2 separate regions of the Mus musculus genome follow, and region 2 is linked to region 1. The links are chromatin loops, found by intact Hi-C in ENCODE. Cell type or tissue: gastrocnemius. All regions are shown on one strand.

The links. A loop is a pair of places that touch in the nucleus more often than their neighbours do. Peaks named below come from ENCODE experiments on the same cell type or tissue, not always from the same donor. Only the 100,000 strongest peaks of a DNase experiment are listed, where the experiment ranks them.
Region 2: it touches region 1 in a loop (5-fold over the local background); 24 of 42 quality-filtered maps call a loop at or near these places.

What each region holds. Positions count from the first base shown.
Region 1 is chr5:77,167,551-77,175,550 of GRCm38, forward strand. No RefSeq gene overlaps it. Among named protein-coding and RNA genes, the nearest start is that of Gm34598, 12 kb to the left of the region's middle. In gastrocnemius, a CTCF peak has its summit at 3,280; a DNase peak (open chromatin) is centred at 3,217; H3K4me3 peaks cover 461 bases; H3K27ac peaks cover 404 bases.
Region 2 is chr5:77,090,542-77,098,541 of GRCm38, forward strand. Hopx (HOP homeobox) reads right to left here and starts at 4,726. Exons shown (of 3, transcript NM_001159900.1): 1 at 4,610-4,726; 2 at 4,325-4,481. The coding sequence starts at 4,468. LOC115490297 (a small nucleolar RNA gene) reads left to right here and starts at 1,187; the gene lies at 1,187-1,290. In gastrocnemius, no CTCF peak of the experiment used is centred here; DNase peaks (open chromatin) are centred at 2,159, 4,503 and 4,739; H3K4me3 peaks cover 2,892 bases; H3K27ac peaks cover 2,021 bases.

The sequences.
Region 1 (8,000 bases):
TGTTTTTCTACTGTGCAGCTAGAGCCACGGAGCCTGCTCTTCCTGGGTGTTGACCCTGTGCACCTGCGAGGGCATGCAGAAAGTTGAATTAGATCATTCCTATCTGCAACGTCTCCACCTCTTAGGATTTTAAATATTTATTCGAGAAAGAGAAACTTGACCTCATCCGTAAGCCTCTCCGATCACTTGCTGCCAAGAGGAGAAAGCCGGTAGTCAGCCCAATAAACACAGATCTGGCGATCGCACTCATGTTTCAAATCACTGAAAAGAGCCGCGTGCGGGCGGAGGCCATGCAGATGAGCGGTGCTGGACCTCTGCCGCTGAGGCCATGCCTAGTGAAACTGCAAGTCCACAAAGCGTTGCCAACGGCGCACAGGCACCATCCTCACCCACCTGCGCCTTCGTCTCTCCTCCTAGAATGGTTCCTGTGAAATCCTCACGATTTCCCTGCTAGTTAAGGAAGTTTTCTGCACTGGTTGTGATTATGAGACTCAGGCCAACACGGGAAAAGAACAGAATCGACTGCTTTGTGTGAAGACAGGAGTACAATCGATGCTGGGCTTCAGAGGCTGCCTCATCAGCTGACCACGATCTGAGAGGGAGTGAGTGAAAGAAGAACCTACAGCAAGAAGACATGGGGTCTGTGGCACTGGGTGCCTACGACGTCCTCTATTTATATACAGCGGTCATCGTTTGGTGTAATATGGATCTTACACATCCTACAAACTAAATGCATGGCACAAAATCTTCTCCGTCCAGAAACTCAGTTAACTCCATTTTTCCACCCCATCGCCAAATCATGTAAGCTAGTCTTCAGTTTGGTCGCCTTGTCCCTGGAAACTCCCTTCTCAGCACAGGTATTTTTATAGTGTTTTAAAAAATGATTTATAACACACACACACATATATACATATATGTAATATATGTGTGTGTGTGTGTGTATATATATACTGTAGCTGCTTTCCAGACACACCAGAAGAGGGCATCAGATCCCATTACAGATGGTTAGGAGCCACCATGTGGTTGCTGGGATTTGAACTCAGAACCTCTGGAAGAGCAGCCAGTGCTCTTAACCGCTGAGCCATCCCTCCAGCCCTATAGTGTTCTCTCTCTTTTTTTTAAATTATATATAATTGCAACATTTCTTCCTTCTCGTTCTTCCCTTCACATGCTCCCATATGCTCTTCCCAGCTCTCCTCCAATTCCTGGGATCCTTTTTTCACTAATTGTTATCACACGCATATATGTATGTTTGCATGTGTTGTGTGTGTGCATGTATGTGCTCTTCCCTGTGAGAGACCACCTCTCCTGATCCCAGCTTTCCCACTTGCCTATAGGGGCAAGGCCTTGTGGGCTTTTCCCCATCCAGTGAGGCGTGTCCTTTGGTGTCCTTCTTCAGCTCCCATTCGCCCAGTCCTGTGGTGAGACTTTCTGGGAGTAGCTTCTGAGATTACTAGAAGACAAGTCTCACAGCAAACTTCCTGATCCCCTGGCCGTTACAGTTAGTCGTTTCAGTCTCTGCTCTGAAAGCTTCCCTGAGCCTTAGTTGGAGGGCTGTATTGTAGATATATCCATTGGGACTGGGCCCCACAGCTCTGTGTTTTGATTAATTATGGTTTTCTGTAATGGTCTCTGGAAATGTCTCAACAGAGTTGCCTTGTTGAGAGGCGAGGACTACACTTATCTGTGATGTAAGGACAAGTGTTTATAGATTGTCGTTACTTGATGATGCTCATTTAGTAAATTAGTGGTTGTAGATTCTCCTCCAGTAACTATGACTTCACTGGCACTGAGTGTTAGCCTGGTTTCCAGTACCAGAAATGGTTTCCTTCTTGTTGACTGAGTCTTAAGTCCAATTAGAGAGCCGTTCGTTGGTGATCACCAAGGTGTGTCTGTCACTACTGCACCCTTAGTTATTGTGAGTGGCCATCACCTTAAAGCCACCCAGAACAACTCATGTGCCTCTTGGAAGTGACACAAAGTGCCACCCTGCAGGTTACTATTGTCATCCCTGGTGCTGCATCACCTCAACCAGCCATGGCCTCTCTCCTTATCTTCAGGGAAGATGAGCTAAAGCCACACTAGCATGTTTGACCAAGCTTTTCGAGAGACTGATTCCTAACATGAGGTGTTTAACCACACAAACCTTGAAAACCCAGACCTAGGGTTCCCAGCTTTAAAACTGTAGCCTGGTTTCCTCCTTGTTAGCTGGGAGAGTCTACACTTGGCCGTAGCCAAGAGGCTGAGCAATTACCTGAGAGAGTTTTTGAAACTAAAACCCTGATGCCTTCTTGAGGTTTGGGCCTCGAGCTGGAAGAACGTGACTTTTGCCGACTTCTATTGGACAGTGTATGTCATGAAGATATCCGTGAAGGTAGCTTAAACATCAGCCTGCAGTTATCAGAGAGACCACCAGACTTTGCATCGTGCCTGACTTCAAGCCTTTGGATCTATTGTCTCTTCAAAGGGTTCAGTCCTAGATAGGGGGAGCTGCCTTCTCACGCAGCCGAGTGCCCCATTTTTGATGCTTCATCTTACTTTCTAGCCTTTACCTTACCCCAAAATGAGGAAAACCAGGATGGCTACCCTACCCAGCAGGGCTCACTTTTCCCCAACCAGGCAAACAGTTTCCCAAGAGGTCCTGCTGTTCTGGATCTTATAGCATCCACTTCTTTTTTTTTTTTTAATATTTTTTATTACATATTTTCCTCAATTACATTTCCAATGCTACCCCAAAAGTCCCCCATACCCTCCCGCCCACTTCCCTACCCACCCATTCCCATTTTTTTGGCCCTGGCGTTCCCCTGTACTGGGGCATATACAGTTTGTGTGTCCAATGGGCCTCTCTTTCCAGTGATGGCCGACTAGGCCATCTTTTGATACATATGCAGCTAGAGTCAAGAGCTCCGGGGTACTGGTTAGTTCATAATGTTGTTCCACCTATAGGGTTGCAGATCCCTTTAGCTCCTTGGGTACTTTCTCTAGCTCCTCCATTGGGGGCCCTGTGATCCCTCCAATAGCTGACTGTGAGCATCCACTTCTGTGTTTGCTAGGCCCCGGCATAGTCTCACAAGAGACAGCTACATCTGGGTCCTTTCAACAAAATCTTGCTAGTGTATGCAATGGTGTCAGCGTTTGGAAGCTGATTATGGGGTGGATCCCTAGCATCCACTTCTAGCACCACGCCAGGCATAGCAAAGCCTTAGCAGGTTAATTCAAGAGGACCATTCTCCAGCTTTTCTCAAGGTCTGTGACTGACCTCTTATGGACAACTGTTTGCATAGCAACACATGTTCATAGCTACCCAAACTAGGAAGGATTAAGTCATAACAAACATGTTTAGTTCTTAGACCACAAATTTCAAATCCATTCTCTCATAGGAAATCTGGGCTGCCTTCATGACGCACACTGTCCAATAGAATTCTGCAAAAGTTACGTTCTTCTCGGCCCAAGCCTAAAGAAGGAGGCTAGTTTTCAGTTTCTAAAATCCCTTAGCTAACTGCTTGGCCTCTTGGCTAAGATCAAGCGTAGACTCTCCTAGCTGACAAGGAAGAAGTCAGGCTACAGTATTAAAGAGACCACACAGAGAAGAGGTCACACAGAGAGAGGCCCCTGCTCAGCAGACAAGCCCCAGAGGTGAGCAATGCATTTATGGAGAGGGAACAGGTGGGGAGACGGAGCCTTGCTCTGTAGCACAGGCTCGTCTCAAACTCGTGGTACCACTGAGCCAGCCTGGAACTACCTAGTGAGTTCCAGACCAGCCTGTGCTACAATGTGAGACTGTCTCATATATATGTATGTGTATGTGTATATGTGTGTATATGTGTGTATATATAATTTATATATGAGGTATATATGTGTATATGATGTATATATGGTGTATGTGTGTGTATGTGTATATGTGTATATATTTTTACATTATACCATACAATATATTATATATATATATATATATATACAATTTTTAAAACCTTTAAATGAGAAGTTAATCCTGGAATGAAGCAGGAAGAACTTCCTTACTTCCATTTGTAACATTCATCTAGTCCATCACCTAACCCAACAGCTCAAGTGTAATGTGCTAGTTACAGTTAGGACTGGCAGTGTTGTCTTACATGAAATACACAGAAAAAAAAATTGTTCACCAAGAGTAAACTTTCTACCTCTCTCCTCTTGTTTTAAAATTGTAGAATTGCATTTGTTTTCCTTTTCATTGTTCAAATAGGTTAGGAATAGCTAGAATTAAGGTCCAAGGTCAGAGAGCTGGCTTAGAGGTTAAGAACACTTAATTTTCCTGCAGAGGACCCACATTTCAGTTCCTAGCACACACACATCAGCTTGTTATAACTCCAGATCCAAGAGATCCCACTGCAGATGTACTTCTGACCTCTGCAGGCTCCTGCACTCGTGTGGTGCACAGACATACACTCAGCCATGTACATGTACACATAAAATATTTTTAAAATTAAGGTTCAAGTCAAAGTACCGTCATTTTTAAAACTTTTAGCAACCTCAATAGTTCAAAGCCTTTGTGAGGAAAGAGCAGTTGGGGAGATAGGGTCCTACTATGTAGCATAGGCTGCCCTCAAATCTGTGCCACCACTACACCAGGTTGGGCTACATAGTGAGCTCCAGGCCCACCTGATAGATAGACCGACAAACAGGCAGATGTAGATATTGTTATATTGATATATATTGATATAATTCTTAAAGTCTTTACAGGAGAGATTAACCCTGGAATAAATGTAAGGAAAGCCATCTTACTTCCTTCTATTTCTAACTCCAAGGTGTGTGTGTGTGTGTGTGTGTGTGTGTGTGTGTGGTGTGTATAGTGCGAGTGTGTATGGGGGTGTGTGGTGTGTGTGTTGTGTGTGTGTGTGTGTGTGTGTGTGTGTGTGTGTGTGTGGTGGGGGGTGTGTGTGTGTGTGTGTGTGTGTGTGTGTGTGTGTGTGTGTGTGTGTGTGTGTGTGTGTGTGTACCCATGGAATCCCAGAATGTGGAAAGTAGAGGCATGAGAATCAGGAGTTCAAGATCTCCCTCACTTGGCTACATAAAGAGTTTGAGACCAGTCTAAGATACATAAGACCTAGTTCCTCAAAATAAGACAAAACCAAGACAACTGTAGTGTTAAAGAAGAAAGCAAAAGAAAACACACGGATATAGAAATTGAAAGCATTAAGGCTGGCGAGATAGCTCAGCGGGTAAGACCACTGACTGCTCCACATGGTGGCTCATGACCATCTGTAATGAGATCTGACACCCTCTTCTGGTGTGTCTGAAGTTGACTACAGTGTACTTATTTATAATAATAAATCTTTGGGCGGGAGCATGCAGGGTTGACCAGAGTGAACAGGGCCGTCCAGAGCAAGCAGAGGTCCTAAATTCAATTCCCAGCAGCCACATGAAGACTCACAACCATCTGTACAGCTACAATGTAGCCATATGCATGAAAGAAAGAAAGAAAGAAAGAAAGAAAGAAAGAAAGAAAGAAAGAAAGAAAGGAAGGAAGGAAGGAAGGAAGGAAGGAAGGAAGGAAGGAAGGAAGAAAATCTTTGAAAGCATTAAGCTAGCTAAGTGGAGAGGTGTGCATTTTTAATTCCAGCACTTGAAAGACAGCTGCTAGCAGATCACTGTGAGTTTAAAGCCAGCCTGGTCTACATAGTGAGTTCCAGGTCAGCAATGGCTACATAGTAAGACCCTGTCTCTAAAAAAAATTAAGTCAAAATAAAGTAGAAATAAAGATACGGGATAAAATGTTAATGTAGCAAGCTATGATAATGAGGTACAGCTCCAGCAGGAGCCAGTTCTCTTGAGCACTGCCAAAAGGGAACATTTACTGAAAGGGACAGGGGTTACAAGGGTGTGAGGGTGATGCCTAAAACGTGCTCTCAAAACGTAGATGGAGAAGACGGCATTTTATCTCCGTTTATTCAAATAAGCACATCATAGCCAATTCCTAATTACCCAAGAGCAATAGCAAAGACATGACATAAAGTTCACAGCCATGCAGAAAGCAGACTCCTTTGTAAATGAGATGAAAGTAGGAAGGGGGCTATTTGGGAAGAGGAAGGAGACCCTCTGGAGACGGAGAAAGATACAGGACTGAAGGTGTCCTCGTGAAACTTCTTGGCATCATGGCTTCATCACTGCATGCAATGAATATGAGTACATTTCATAATGGAGTTACTTACTGTTCTCACTGCTGCGCTGTGACCAGACATGACAAATATAATGAATAAACATTAGCAATGTAGTTTCTGTTCTCACTGCTACACTGTGACCGGAGACTTAGTAGCAACTTGAAGGAGGAAGAGTTTATTTTGCCTCACAGTTTGAGCATTTACAGTCTGCCAGGTGGACAAGGGATGTCAGCAGAAGTACACAAGACAGTGGGTCACAGTATACCTGCCATCAGGAAGCAAACAGAAGTCTCTACTAGGAGGCCTTTAAGGCTGTAAGGTCTAAGCTCCCTCACCCCCAGTGACCCACTTCCCCCAGCAGAATGCCACCTCCTAAGTATTCTACAACCTTCCCAACTGATTAAACGCATGATCTTGTTAGGGACTGTGATGGCTAATCTTAGTTGTCAACGTGACTATATCTGGAACGACCTAAAACCCAGCAGCTGGTCGGGCCTGTGAAAGATTTTCTTGATTGGATCATTTGAGGCCAGAAAACCCACCTTAGATCTAGACCACACCTTCTGGTAACAGCCCACATAAAAGGACATGAAAGAGGGGAGCTTCTGCTCTTTGCCTGCCTGCCCTCACTCTTGTTGGCAAGTTCATCTGTCCTGCTGCTGAGGCATCCCTTTGCTGAAACTAGAATTACTTAAGATTCCAGTGTAGACTGAAGACCAGCTGAGACGTCCAGCCTCATGGACTGAAGAACTAGCAGATTCTTGGCCTTTCAATCAGGAGACAGTCCCTGTTGGACTAGCCAGACCTTCGCCTGTAAACCACTCCAATAAATTTCCTTTATGTGTGTGTGTGTGTGTGTCCATTCTATCCACTCTGTCCCTCTAAGGAACCCTGACTGAAATATGGACATTGTAGATTCAAATCACAGCAAGTAATAAAAAGGAAAGAAAAATAAAGTTAGCAAATTGTGTTCTCTCAATAAACTCTTCTTGCCAGTCTCAGGGACTTCATCATGGTCTTCATAACTTCTTATGCCCACTGTTCACGAGCTGATAGGATGTTGGTTTGTATCTATTCATTCAATCATACATTCACTGAACAAATAGTTTGTGACCAACTACTATGGGACAGTAGGCTTCATGACATGTAAGACAGAGTGGAAACAATTCTTGTTGCCCTAACTGCAGTTACATTGAATGAGTCACACTGTTTCAGCTGCAGCCAGAGAGCATGCTGCAGTCTGACAGCATATTCAGAGAGATACCACTTCTTCTGTTACGTTAGTCACCAAACATCAGACACTCTCAAGGCAGATAAAGCTAGTTCCCCATCCCCCATCCATCTCTAGTTAGCTCGGATTTCTTTTTATGACATCAGCATCATTTATTGATGACTGCTGCAACCCTGAGTTACTCCAGACCAAAACAACAAAAGTGACACTTCTGTAAGGAAGACGGCTAAGAGACGTTTCTTTCTTATTGATCATTGGCTGAGAATATAGGTGATGATACATTATTAAAAATCATTTATAAATAATGCACACACTTGAAAAGGAGACTTCTCAGCAACAGAACCAAAGTATGCAGTCATGGACAAGCAACCCATGCACTGTAATAACAACTACTCAGGCTGGAGCGATGGCTCAGCGGTTAAGAGCACTGGCTGCTCTTCCAGAGGTCCTGAGTTCAAATCCCAGAAACCACATGATGGCTCACAACCGTCTGTAATGGGATCTAATGCTCTCTGAAGACAGCTAAAGCATACTCATATAAGTAAAATAAATCTTTAATAACAACTACTCTAAAACGCCTATTCATATAACCTTAGACATGGGTGTGAAGTGAGGGGAAAGAGCTACATTCA
Region 2 (8,000 bases), 77 kb before region 1:
CTAGCCCTGGATCTTGTAGCTTCTGACTCACATAAATACTAATTTTCCACCTGGCTTTGTTTGTCTCTCTCCCTGCTTTGTTGCTGCCACCCCCTGGGAAAGACATTCATCCTGGCTTGCTCATGAATGGGAGCTCTCATTACTTCTGCTCATTGATGGAGACCTATTTACTCTGAGTGAACACACGATAATTGGGCACTGGGGTAGGGAGGGGTCGGGGCAAAACAACATTGTTCTTATCCTTTTCTCTTAACAACTAGCATTTCATTCTTTTCAGAAGGAGACCTTTAGAGGATCTTATCCCACTGATAAAACATCCAACAACTGAAAACACTGTATTCTGGGAACAAGTCCAGAACACCAGAAAGAGATAAAAATACTGGGAACCTCTTCAAGAACCAATGCCAGCTACACTGTACTTGTGTGTGTGTATGTGTGTGTGTGCATGTGCGTGTGCGTGTGTATGCTCGAGTTGTGTACATGAAGAAAACTTGTTGTGTATATGAAGAAAACTTGTGTATATGAAGAAAACTGTAGGGCTGAAGAGATGGCTCAGTGATTAAGAGCCCTGACTGCTCTTCCAGACATACTGAGTTCAATTCCCAGCAACCACATGGTGGCTCACAACCATCTGCAATGGGGTCTGATGCCCTCTTCTGGTGTGTCTGAAGAGAGCAATGGTATACTCACATACATAAAATGAAGGAGGAGGAGGAGGAGGAGGAGGAGGAGGAGGAGGAGGAGCAGGAGGAGGAGGAGGAGGAGGAGAAGGAGAAGGAAGAAGAAGAAGAAGAAGAAGAAGAAGAAGAAGAAGAAGAAGAAGAAGAAGAAGAAGAGGAAGAAGAAGAGGAAGAGGAAGAGGAAGAGGAAGAGGAAGAGGAAGAGATTGTTAGAGGAAGACTGTATTATCCCAGCCTCTCAGGGTGAAAAGAAGGGAGTGTTCCCAGCCTCCCTTACTCTTTACATTGACTTCCAGGCAGTAAAGGTCACAGGGAGTGGGATTCTGTAGGATTTCACTTAAATTAAATATAGGAGAGATACAGAATACTAGAGATAAGAGAAGCTCCTTTGTCCCCAAATCAAAATACAGTCAAGTTCTCTTCCTGCACTGAGTTCCTGCAGGTGCCTCCCCATAGCAAAGACTTTAGCTCAGTAGGAGGACTGATTATTACAAGGAGTTCTACAGATTCGTCTGTGACTTATAAACAGGATGCCTGGTTTTTCACACCAATTTCTGAGATGCACCTCCCTCAAATCTTACTAGGATGTTGGTATGTTACCTATTTCATGGACAGTAAGGGAGAAAAGGAAAAGGAGGTCCCCTGCCAGGAAGCTTCTGCCCCCCACCCCCCCAGTCTTTCTCACCTTTGCCACAGTGTGAACAGTGTGAATTAGTAACTATCTCTCAAGTGTGGGTAGTGCGAATCTCTTTTAGTAACACAATACTTGTTTTAGGGAAAGAATATGATGCAGGGTGTTGTGATATCTGCCTGTAATCTCACCAGACAGCAGGCAGAGGCAGAGGAGTTGTCAGTTCATGCCAGCTCGGGCTACATAGGATGACCCTGTCTGTCTCACTCTCTAAGAAGGGGAGGAGGCAAGGCTCTATCTCTGGAGGTGGCTGGTGTCAGGATGGAAAAGGGATTCTGGCATATGTGATAAATATGTCATCATTTTGGCTGGAAGAGGGACCACACTAGTAAGGAAGAGAGGCGGGGCCTGTGCTGACAGTAGACATCACAGATAGGTAAGAACTCAGCCTCCACAGAGTTCTATTAAACATCCTTAAAGACCTACTACAGATGAAAGCAACTGTCTTGCAATCTCATTGCTGGACTTTTTATATCAGCAGGACTTTTTTTTTTTTGTAGAAGACATCTTTTTAAAATGTAAATGTTAGAGTAGATTACGGAGTCACACACGTGAAGGCAGTGCTTGGAGTTAAGAAGGATAGGGAGATGGGACTCCGTCCAGCAAGAAATGGCAGGGCAAGCAGAAGCCTCCTTCCTGAGACTTGCTATGCTGAGCCTCTGAGCTCTGGGTTCCAGATACTTTCCTGCAGGTCTAGACAGGGAGGTGAGGGTACGTTGGGCTGCAGCAGGCCTCTGGAGGAAGAAGGTGTTGGCCTAGGGCAGGAAGAGGAAGCCAGGCCCTCCCATGGGGCTGACTCACCCACACCCACTCTCGCCGGGCTTGTTCATTTGAGGATGGCAGATACCCCCATCGTGTGGGTTTCTGCACTGGTTGATCTTGACCCCTGAAAGGCAGATGCCCTTTCTTCCGGCCCTGCTGAGTTACATTTCAATTCTCTAACAGCAGGTGAGTCCAGAGAAAGGATTAGCAATAGCCTGGAATAACCATAGCTTGATGCATGGGTAAACTGATCTTTCTGCCCTTCCTTCCCCTACCACCCTATACAGTTGTTTCCAGCCTTCCTCCGGAGGAACGGATAGAGGGGAGGATAGAGAACGGGAGAGAGGCCTAGAGTCTCCAATACGGAGGCAGGCTGTGCCCTGGCTGCAGTTTCAGTAACTTGAGCTCTCTGTTCTGATGGTGCTTTCTCTCTTAAGGGAGTGGCAAAATGAGCAAAGATTCAGCAAGTATCTGAGACAATATATGGCAGATATCTATCACTCCAAAGGTCAGCATGGGGCCGGTGGCACACTCAGTGGCAGAATGGGCTCAACATGCTCGAGACCCTAGCCTGGATCTCCAACACCATGCAACAGAGGCAACATGACCATTCTGCTCTACAGACAGAAGAGTCTTGGAGACCAAGTCAGGGTTAGATTCCCTAGATGGTACTGCATCCATAATATCCAACAGCCTAGTTCTTAAAACATGAGACATCTCTATCTACATCATTAAATATAGCACGGTCTTTTAATGCTAAGACTAGAACAGCTTGCCTTTTGATGAGTTGCAAGAAACACGAGCTTTTAGACTTGGGTTACAATAAATCATCTTCTATTGGGTTCTGATTCTGGTTAAATAGCCTTTCTATTTGATCCGGGACCGGGAGGATTACCCATGGATAAATTCTCCAAGTTGTCTCGGCTTAGCAAGGATCATCTAGGACTTAGGGCTCAGGATTCTGGTTTTTTTTTTTTTTTTTTTTTTTTTTTATTTATTTATTATATGTAAGTACACTGTAGCTGTCTTCAGACACACCAGAAGAGGGCGTCAGATCTTGTTACAGATGGTTGTAAGCCACCATGTGGTTGCTGGGACTTGAACACTGGACCTTTGGAAGAGCAGTCAGGTGCTCTTACCCACTGAGCCATCTCACCAGCCCCCCAGGATTCTGGTTTTAATAGCCCAGGGAGCACTATTACAGGGTTTTAAGCTTTAACTGAGCAGGGTGAAGAGAGGACAAAGCCCCTCCTTCTCCAGTCTATTAACTGAAGGGATAAGAATATCCCAGCTCAGAGGAAAATTGAAAGGCGTGAAATGCTTTGAGAGAAACAGGACCAACTCCCAAATGGTTTATCATACGTGGCAAATCATCTTTCCACGACCAAAGGGAATAAGAAAGAAGTTAGAGGGTAGATTGGACTGGAGAGAGAGTTGCCTAAAGGCTCCAACACTGTGCCAGGTGGTACTGCGATCTCTACCCTAAGCAAATTTTGGGGATAATGGGATAGCGAGGAAGCCTTTTATGAACAGACAAATTATCATCATGCAAGGGGGTCGTGTGCTGCGGCCATAGCAACAGAGGGCTACTTCTTGGTAAATTCCAGAGAAAGACTCTAAAGCTGAACCTGAAGCTCAGAGTCAGGGGATTAATAAAAACAGCAACAAAACCTGAACCGAAGTATGGCAGTGTGCCTGTTAGGTGCAGCACAGAGATGTGGTGATGTGGCGGGAAGAGCAACCTGGCAGGTCAGGTCCTCCATCCCTATCCCCACGACAGTACCCTTCCCTCCCGCCCGCCCCCACCCCCCTCCCCCGCCTTAGTTTTGTCTTCTGACAAACCGGAAGACCAACCTTATAGCTGATCGCTAACGTCCCTTTAAACCATGACAACCCTGATGAGAATAAACCTTCCCGAAGCTTTCCAGCACAGCGGGAAGAGTTACTGAGCTTGGAAACCGAAAGGAAAGCAGGCGAGATGCTCCCACTACAGGAGGAGAAAGCAAGGGGCCGGATCTGGAAGGCAGTGGAAACCCAAAAAGAGGATGGTGTTGAGACAGGGTAGGGTGGATAGGGGCTGGGCGCCCGGGGAACTGCGGAATGATTTGGGGACTGAGATACATATGATGGAGGCCCGCGGCAGCCGCGGGAACCCGCCAGTCCCGGAGGATACATAGGCTTGGGGACTCACCTGCGTCTGCTCCTCCGTGAGACCCGCCTCGGCTGCGATGAGGCACAGCGTGGTGGGGTCCGGGTGCTTGTTGACCTTGTTGAAGTTGTACTCCAGGATCTCCACCTGGTCCTCCGTGGGGCCGCTCGCGGTCTGCGCCGACATGGTCCGTGCGCGTCTGCAGGGGAACCAGATGGCCCGGGTGAGCGAGGTCCGCCTGCCCCCTCCCGCCGTTCCACCGAGGCGCCCCGCGCCGCTGGCTGCGGAGTTTGGGGGGAACCCTCCTTCCCCGGGACCGTCCCCAACCTGACTAAGGATGGAGAGGAGGAAGAAGACGCCTCCCGCCTGACACTCCGAGGGGACAGTATACTGAGGAAGCGCCTCAAGTGCTGCCTCCGGAGATCCGGAGCTGCCCTAGGGACTGAGGACACTCGCGGGGCTGGGCTCCCGTCGCCGTGGGCACGCCTCCCGGGCCGCCACACTCCGCCTCCGCCGCGGGCTAGCACGTGGGGGCCTTGCCAGGGAGCGCAGGGCAACGCACACTTTGGGGAAAGACGCTCACTGCACAAGTTGGGGAAAAAGAGACCGCACTTACAAACAATACTACCAATGGATATTTACTCTTTTTTTTCCCCCTGATTAAAAAATAGCACGTACTGCAGAAAATGTGAAGGACATTAAAATCACAGAGGGAAAATTAAATTGCCAGCTTAGTCGCAAATAACGGCTATAAAATTTTTGGATGATACTTTAAAGATCTTTCCAATGTACTTGTACTGAGACGGAAATGGAAACACAGCGATAATGATTTATGATTTACGGCTGGGTGGTAGCGTGGAGAAGGCTGAGCCATGAGCATGCGGAAGGCAGCTGAACCCCAAATGCCAAGCCTCCATCCCAAGAGCCTACCTACCTCACTGCGGTCTCCTGTATGTGTGTGAGATACCTTTCAAAACCTACCCAATTAATCAGGATCAAAATCAACTATCATTTAGAACCTCAGACTTCAGCCCAGAAAAATAGGTCCACCTCCAGCTTCCAGTTCTCCAGCAACAAATGTTGTCAGCATATCGCAGCAACAACCTTCCTGCTGCGCCACACCAATATAGCTTCAGACTTGGGGCTAAGAAAACTACCAGGTGTGTTCCCTCCTCCTATGCTTCCTGTTGAAAACTAGGAGGTAAAGACGGTTGGTCTTCAAGATATTCTTGGCTGTAGATTCTGTCCAGGCTTAGCCAAGCAGTAGTGTGGGAATCACCCTGGCTTGTTGCATTAACAATCGCAGAGTCCCGAGCGGGTTTTGATGTGGTTTGTGCCTGGGGGTGAACTATCTGGATAGTGTGCTCAGAGCTAACCACCTTCTCATCTGTGGCTTATACCTCCTACTTCCTAAGTCAATGCTTCTTACCTCTCCTCTAGTTCCCTTGAAGAGGTTTCAGACAGGAGGAACTTTTCAACTACGTGGGACTGGGCCTCAAAGCATTTGCCAAGTCACCAGCAAATCATTTTCAGGGAACTAGATGTCCCTCTACTTAAAATTTGTACCAAGGATCCCCGACTCTGCACCAAGGCTGTGGCCCATCTGGTTAGAAATACCTTTCCTGGGCTGGAGAGATGGCTCAGCGGGTAAGAGCATTGACTGCTCTTCCAGAGGTCCTGAGTTCAATTCCCAGCAACCACACATGGTGGCTCACAACCATCTGTAATGAGATCTGATACCCTATTCTGATGTGTTTGAAGACAGCTACAGTGTACTTACATATAATAAATAAATCTTTTAGAAAAAGAAAGAAGGAAGGAAGGAAGGAAGGAAGGAAGGAAGGAAGGAAACAAGGAAAGAAATACCTTTCCTGTTAGCACGCATTTCCCCTCCCCGTCCTTCTATGACACATACTCTTTTGAAAGTCATCTCACAGTCAGGGACATTGAGGCAGAGGACCCAAAGATTCCACGATTTCCAACAATGGCCAGAACTCTAGAGCGGAAATACTGAGTGTTGGTTCCAGGCCCGTGGTCTGCTAGCCCCCTTACAGTAAGGCAGTCTATCTTCAGTTTAGTGGGAGAAACTTATCAGCATGAGGGCAGGGAGGGGCTTGTCTCCGTTTTCAAAGGGTGCATCTCTAATTAGACACTAATCCCAGCCTATGCTGTCCACCAAGGCCACCACCACCATTCGAGCTGTCAACTGAAACATAGCAGGGGTAACGGCTGCCTCTGGTGTTGCTTCTTGCCCATTCCATTTAATACAGTCCTGCTGATTCTTCCACCAGGACCTTTGTTGATGCCCGGTGGAATCCTCAGGCCTTCAGAAATAGCCCACTGCAGGAACGTGACTCAGACGGGCGTACACGCTTCCCCGGGTTTTTTGTAACTGCTGGTGTATAACTCATGGGTTGCTAATGTCGCTACGTGGGATCAAGTGCATTTTATTTTATTAGTTTTCTGTGGCTTTCTGTTACCAAACTGAGTGGGGTTGTGTGGGGGAGGTCCTGGTTTATTTTAAAGGACTGGTAGGGTGAGTTGGTAGAGGACCGCTGGCCTTGGTTGGCTGCTAAGGAGACTGTGGGAGGGTCTTTGGACAGCATCTAGCTTTCCAAGGTACACTAAACAAGCACACTTGGCTTCTAGCTATGGGGACGCAAGAGCACTACCGTCAGTTTTTTGTTACTGCCCTGCAGAGCTCAGGCGCGATTATTTCAGCCCTCCCTGGTAGGCAAATGTTTGCTGTTGCTTTGTTTCTTTCTGTCTTACTGTAAGAATCAAGCGGCCCTGGTAATGGTGACCTTGTAAAGGTCCTCAACTGTCTCCAGTAAGGAAATAAAGTAGCCATTGAGAAGTTTCTCTGAACTTAGCCTAACCAATATCAGATACAAAGAACTAACAACTACTTTGAAGCCCTGTCAACTTCAATCTTAACACCAGAGTTAACTGCTGCGGTTGTTCACATCTTGTGAAACACCTCGAAGAGCAGTGTGTCCTGTCATTGTGTTTTAGTTCTGTGCTTGGGGAAGTCATTGCACAAGCCCTTTCGAGAGGTTAAATGAAAACCAGCTGGCTTTTTTTCTAAATCCGTTCCAAAGCCTGGGCTGACCTTTGTGTCACAGGCTCAGCTTTATGTCCTGTGAGCCTGTAGTCCTTTGCTTTGGACATATCTACTTACATTAACGAGCTCATACGAAGTGCTATGAACCTTGGCTACCTCCCTATTTAAACATCTTCTCCCTCTCCCAGAATTATGACTTCTCTGTAGCGCCACTAATATCCAATCAAGAGAGAAAGCAATTTGCTACCATAAACCTACTCCAGTTGGCCACAGGGCTGAAGCAGGTGGATTTCCCCCCTAAGACAGGGTCTCAAACTTGCTATATAGTTGGTAAAGACTTTGAATTTCTGAGCCTACCTCCCCCCCATCTGTGTGTGTGTGTGTGTGTGTGTGTGTGTGTGTGTATGTGTGTGTGTGTGCATGTATCTGCACCCTTGCCCATGTGTGCCTCCTGAGAGTGTACCCAGGGTTGCATGCATTTTGGACAAGCATGCCACCAACTGTGAGCTACATTGATAATCCAGGTGAATCACTGCTTAGGACATCTTCCAGTTTTCTTTGCCTGCATTTTTCTTGTGTTCATTGTGAACTGCCTGCAAGCAATTGACTCTGTAAATATTTTTGTATTTTCCCAAGCAAGAAAAAAATGCCGTG